Linked DNA regions of Homo sapiens: region 1 is linked to region 2. The links are chromatin loops, found by intact Hi-C in ENCODE. Cell type or tissue: A673. All regions are shown on one strand. Each heading gives the region's core, and the rest is flanking DNA. Links, peaks and the distances in the headings are about the cores only.

Evidence for each region. Peaks named below come from ENCODE experiments on the same cell type or tissue, not always from the same donor. Only the 100,000 strongest peaks of a DNase experiment are listed, where the experiment ranks them.
Region 1: it touches region 2 in a loop (2.1-fold over the local background); 5 of 110 quality-filtered maps call a loop at or near these places.

What each region holds. Positions count from the first base shown.
Region 1 is chr2:163,181,331-163,184,263 of GRCh38, forward strand. No RefSeq gene overlaps it. Among named protein-coding and RNA genes, the nearest start is that of KCNH7, 340 kb to the left of the region's middle. In A673, for the core only: a CTCF peak has its summit at 1,628 (motif pointing right); no DNase peak of the experiment used is centred there; H3K27me3 peaks cover 221 bases.
Region 2 is chr2:163,877,494-163,880,426 of GRCh38, forward strand. No RefSeq gene overlaps it. Among named protein-coding and RNA genes, the nearest start is that of FIGN, 140 kb to the left of the region's middle. In A673, for the core only: a CTCF peak has its summit at 1,438; a DNase peak (open chromatin) is centred at 1,418.

The sequences.
Region 1 (2,933 bases), core at 216-2,715, 700 kb before region 2:
GTTTGGAGAATAAAGCTCCAAAATGCTTTAAGGACGAGACAAAGTTTAAACAAACTTTAAGATAATTTGAAAGGATATGACAATAGAAAAGATGGAATAGCCATTCTCTATAGTGTAGTCTGTATGTTCATCTAGCTGATTAGATGTATTAGACTGAAAAATGCAGTGGAACTGAAAAAGTGAAGTGTGATTTAAAGGGGACAAATAGGAATTGGATCTAAAATAGAGAACAAAAATGTGAAGCCCACAAATGTGTTTCATTTAGTTTGCATTGAATTGGTTCCAATTCCTTCAGATTAGAGAGTCCACATAAGAATCCTATTTTCATCTTCCCTTTACAAAGCACAGGGCAACCCTAGGAAGCTTCCCCTTCTGGCAACAACCACTACAGCTAATTAAAGGCTACCTACTTTGCATGGGGCATGCTCTCCAGAGTTCTGCCTAATGCCTACTTGGCTAATTTTTAAATTTAAGTTACTTGTGTGGTCTCTGTAGACACTTGGGTTTTCAAGTCCTGGCTTTAAAGACTTAATCTTTCATCAGCTTTATGGTATCAGCATCCCTTTCTATTTGAATCTATGTGGTTTCTAAGTTGTGTTAGTAAGTAATACCCAAACCAGGATAACCATCATTATCACCAGGGGAGCTTATTAAAATTGTGGATTCCAGTCATCTCCCTTCCATAGGCGTAGGGGAGCATGAGAGACATATATTTAACAAATGTCCAGATGATTCTAATGAATCTAGTTTTTAACGGGCTTCGGAAATCACTGAATGGGGATACAGCAGCAGGTATATTCAGTCCATTCTTGAGTGTGAGGAGCCGAGCCTAAGCTGTTTCTAATTTCTTCACAATTGTGACTGTAATAGCTCTGGCTCCTTGCCAGTGGTCCTGGGAATCTTGAGCTATCCCATTGGATGCTCTGGTAATGGATGTTATCTGAATACTGAATATGAATTTAAAGAATCCCTATTATCATTTAAAAAGTACCTGTCTTCTATGCACCAAAAGCCAAATATCAGAGGAGAGCTATGTCATTGTAATTAACCATCACTGTCTATTAAGTCCTTATCATTAAGAATTTTCAAGATGGAGAATATCTAATCTAAATATTTCAGATGAGAAAATTGAGACCCAAGGAATTAAATGACTGACTCAGGGTCATACGATTCAGTAGTAATAGAGAATGTTGAGAACTCCAATCTTCTGAGCTTTCTTGTATCATAATGATTCACATCCATGTAGAAAGGATGGATTATAGCACGTATATTCTCAGGGGCCACTGTTGTTTAGGGCGAGTTGAGTTCAAGGTTAAAGTGATATAGATTACAGGTGCAAAAAATGCATTCTGCCACCTCCTGCATTTTTCAGGTGTAAAAAGAACTCAGATCTGCAGTTTAGCTTACTTTTCCAAACTGAAAATATCAATTTAAGACTTGTGCATATTTTAGAACAAAATCTGTAACATAATATTAATTTTTCTCTATAAGGGATGAAACAAATATCTAAATTATTAGGACCAATTTACAAGAACAAAGACAACCGTCTTACTAAAATAGAAACATGTTTAGAGGTTAAAATTGATGTATTAATGTAATGTTCCCTGTGAACCACCAGATGTCACTATTAGAGTCATCATGCATCACCTTACAGTAAATTATTAGAGATTTTAGCCTCAGCCAATATTAACAATTTTGTGTTCATGTTCATTGTGTAGATCTTGCAAAATACCTTTTTCTGTTTTTATAAAGCATATGCCATTTTTACCTTTCATAATTGTTGATGTGAAGGATATGAAATCAAGAAACAAGAAATAATGTCCTCAGCCTTCAAATATGAGCTTAGGTATAATCATTTGAGAAAGATAAGCACCTTGTGAAAGTCTAGTTCACTCCTAAAAATCAGTACTTTTAAAAACTATCTTTTTTCCCCAAAGTTGGAGGTCTAATACATTATTACAGAATAATTATTTCAATTAAATTTAATTCGATTACAATTTAGAAGTCATTGACTAAAATTTGCAGGAGTTTAAGTCAACGCTGGAAGAGGTAAATATTAAAAAAGACATGAAAGTTATTTTTAAGAACCTTAAAATCCATTGGAAATGTAAAAGCTAAATTAAGATAAAATTGTAAAACTATGGAAATAGAATGAGAGGAGAGAGTGCCATTTAAATTGGGGATTGAAAAATTAGGGATGTTGGAGATTTTTTTTTTTCGGTAGGATAGGGAGGGAGGGAAGGAAGAATACAAAAGATACACAATTGTGACAGAACATGTTACATTCAGGAAGTTGTGTGACTCTAGAGCAAAGACTATGGTGGGTAGCAGTAAGAGTCTACTCTAGGAAGGTAAATTAGAACTAATTAATGAAGAACTTAAATGGATACACTGCTATTTTATTTTTGATAATAATTTCAATAATAATAAATTAATAACATTGCTAATTTTGAAGAGGGAAGTCATGTGATCTAATTACTGTTTTGCAGTCACTAGCCACATGACTATAGATGGATGCATGGATTGGAGGTATCAGAGACTAGACTTAGGGAAACGAATGAGGAGGCTCTTGAAATAATGAAGAGCCTTGGGTAGGAGAAAAAAAGGGAGCATAAAATAGAGAAAGTGGATGCCAATGAGAATTACAAGTGTTCCGCAAATTTTGACCTTTTAAAAGTTTTGCCGCCACTCTTTTTGGGGAAGACTTTTTGGAAGGCCACTCAATTCAATTGGTGGCAGAGTTAGGAGATTTTGTTCAATTAAAAAATGCCAGCTATTTATAGGGTTTCAGTCCTCTAAAGATTTATATGATTAATAGTATTAAAACATTTGCAGCTCAAAAACATCTGAAATTATCCTATAAAGATAGTTTTAGAACACTGTAATTCTTATAAACTAGTGATTCCAAATGCTACAAGTGAATTTGAACCAGG
Region 2 (2,933 bases), core at 339-2,838:
ATGCTGTCCATCCTGTATTCCCAGCTTTGTGGCTGGAAGCACCAGTTCAATGTTCTGAAATTTCACAGTCGTAAAAAATTCCCTTCTCAAAACGCCAACTTAATTGGAGTTAGTTATAAATTATCTTTGGGTGAAGAAATATGAAGAAACTACATTAAAATAGAGGATTGGGAGCACTAAGTCCAAACTTAACCTCATGACATACTAAGTGGAATGTTTCACTGAGAGTACAGAATCTGATCACAGTTTTTGTTTTTTTTCTTCATTCCTTATTAAAGTGAAACTTTTATCATTTTGCTCCATCGTTCTGATCCTGCAAAGAGAGATTTGGAAAGAGAATTAAAAAATGCTTCTCAACAGTAAAGTACTGGAAAAATACTGAAGAGTTCTAAATATGATTCTTATATATTACTTTTTTCTTATAAAGACAATAGAATGTAGTGGCTAAGACTATAGAGACAGACTACCAAGCTTCATATTCCAGCTCTAATATTGGTAGGCGAACATGGATAAATTGTTTAAACTCTCTAATCCTCAATATCTAAACCTTTAAAATAGTTAACAATAAATGTACATGTGTCATAGAATTGCTGTAGCCAGGAATTAAGACAAAATATGTGAAATTATTAGCACAGTTTCTGACATGGAAAGTACTCCACAATTATTAACTATATTTAATTTGACATATTTATGAAGCATTTTCTATGTCCTGGGAGGTGTGTTAAATGCTAGAAAAACAACAATGAGCATTAAAGGCATGGTGTTGAGACTGACAGAGTTTTTAATCTCATGAGAGACAGGAACAAACAGGCAGTTATAAGTCATTGAGATGAGCATGATGATAAAGATGTTTCAAGGTGCTGTGAAAGTATAGAGAAGGGACACCAACACTGCTTCAAGAAAGATTTATGCTGGTGGTGTCCACATAAAGGCCAGAGTAGAATGAATAGGAGTTAACTAGGTGAAGAAATGGGAGACGTGGCAGGTAACCCAACTCAGACAAGTGAATAATCATGAGTTTATTAGTTCATGTTACTAAAAAGTCTAGAGGGTTTCAGATGTAAATTTATTAGAGTTCTAATTTAATTTCCTTCTTTTTTTTTGTCTCTGCTTTGAGTTTGTTCTGAAGGTGGATTTTCTTGTGGTAGCAAAACAACGGTCAGTTTTAGACATTGCATTTACACACCCAAAAATAGAAAATAATTTTTTCCCAACTGTCAATCAAAAAGCACAGGATTCATTTTGATTGACCAACTTAGTTTATGTGCATATTCCTGAACCAATACTTGGACATTGGAGATGGAGTCACAATAAATGGTTTGGGCATTCACAGTATTCTTCTGGAGCTGGGGTCAACAGCATCCAGAAATCAAGCTGCTACTCAGTAGAAAAGAATACATCCTGGGGTGGCAAACAACAGCGCCCACTAGAGGCTACAGGATGAGAGACATGGTACGTTCCAAGAGCTGGTATATAACTTCAGTGAATCTAAAGCATCGTGTATGAGGAGACTGGGAATGAATGACGGAATTAGAAAAGCAAGCAGATACCAGATGACACAGGTTTTGCAAAATATTTTAAGAAATTTGGACTTCTTTCTGATATAACAAGGGAAGATGTTTTTAAGCAAGAGAGTCAACAATCATGATTGTGAAATCTAGTGCAAAGAGTAGATCAAAGAAAATCAAGATTGGCCACTGGAGATAATACAGGAGGCTATTAATTCAAATGTTAGTTAATGTTGGCTTTAATGGGTGATGGCAGTGGGAATATCGAAAGATGAGTATAAAGATTTATTCCAGGAACAGAATTGGGAGGACGTGGTAGTTGATAGCTTTCTAGGGCTGAGGGAGAAAGGGGAGTCTAGGATAATGCCCATACTCTCGGTTTGGGCAATTAGCAGGTGTTCAGGCCATTGACTGAGATAGGAATGTCAGTAAGAGTAATAGGTTTGGAAGTTAAACTAATACTCTTCCTGTGGAACATCTAAGTGGAAATATCAATATAGATGTAAAGCACGGGAATGTTATATGAGCTTGAGATATTGTAAACACCTTGGAAATGATGAGACAATCTAGGGAGCACACAGAGAAAGAGAACAAAAGAAAATTCAAGATGAAAATGGCAGTAGAGGATGCTGAAAAAGTAGGAGCCCACAGAAGTGACTGAGAAAAGTTAGCCAAAACTCAGTGAGCCAATAAAAGAGAGTATTTCAAAGTTAGGAATGGTTAATTCTCTAATGCAATAGAGATGAAGTAATAGAAATCCATTGGATTTAGCAACAAAAGTCAGTGGATATTTCAGGGAGACTAGTTATAGTGGAGGGGTAAAAATTAAAGCCAGACTGTGAACTGAACCATCCGTGGTAGGTGAGTAAATACAGATGTAGATATAGATGACTCTTAATTTGGCCATAAAGGATTAGCTGACAAACAGTTGAGAGATTTGCTATTATTACTGTTTTTTAAGATTAAAAAAACCTTGAATAGTTAAGTGTCATAAGGAGGGTATGTAGATGAAGATTTATCTAACTAGCTTAGAGAACCAGGCACTGTTCTCAGTATTTTGTATATGTTAACTTTTCCTAACACCATAAGAATCCTATGAGATAGTGCTATTATTGTCTACATTTGACATATGAGGAAACTGAGGCACAGAGATTAAGTATCTTTCCCAAAGTCACCAGCTAGTAAGTATATAGCTGAAATCAAACTGATGGTAGCCTGACACTGGAGTCTGTGCTCTTAACTACTATGCTATATTACCTTCCCTGGGTTAGGTTGCTTTTACTTTACTCTGCAAGATCAAATTAATGGTAGCAGTAACATGTATAGCAGAGAAAGGAAATACATTTCTGGTGAAGCAGAAGGGAATGAGATTCAACTGCAAATGAAAGAAAACTCAGGTAACTTTGTCCTAAAGAAGATGAAAAT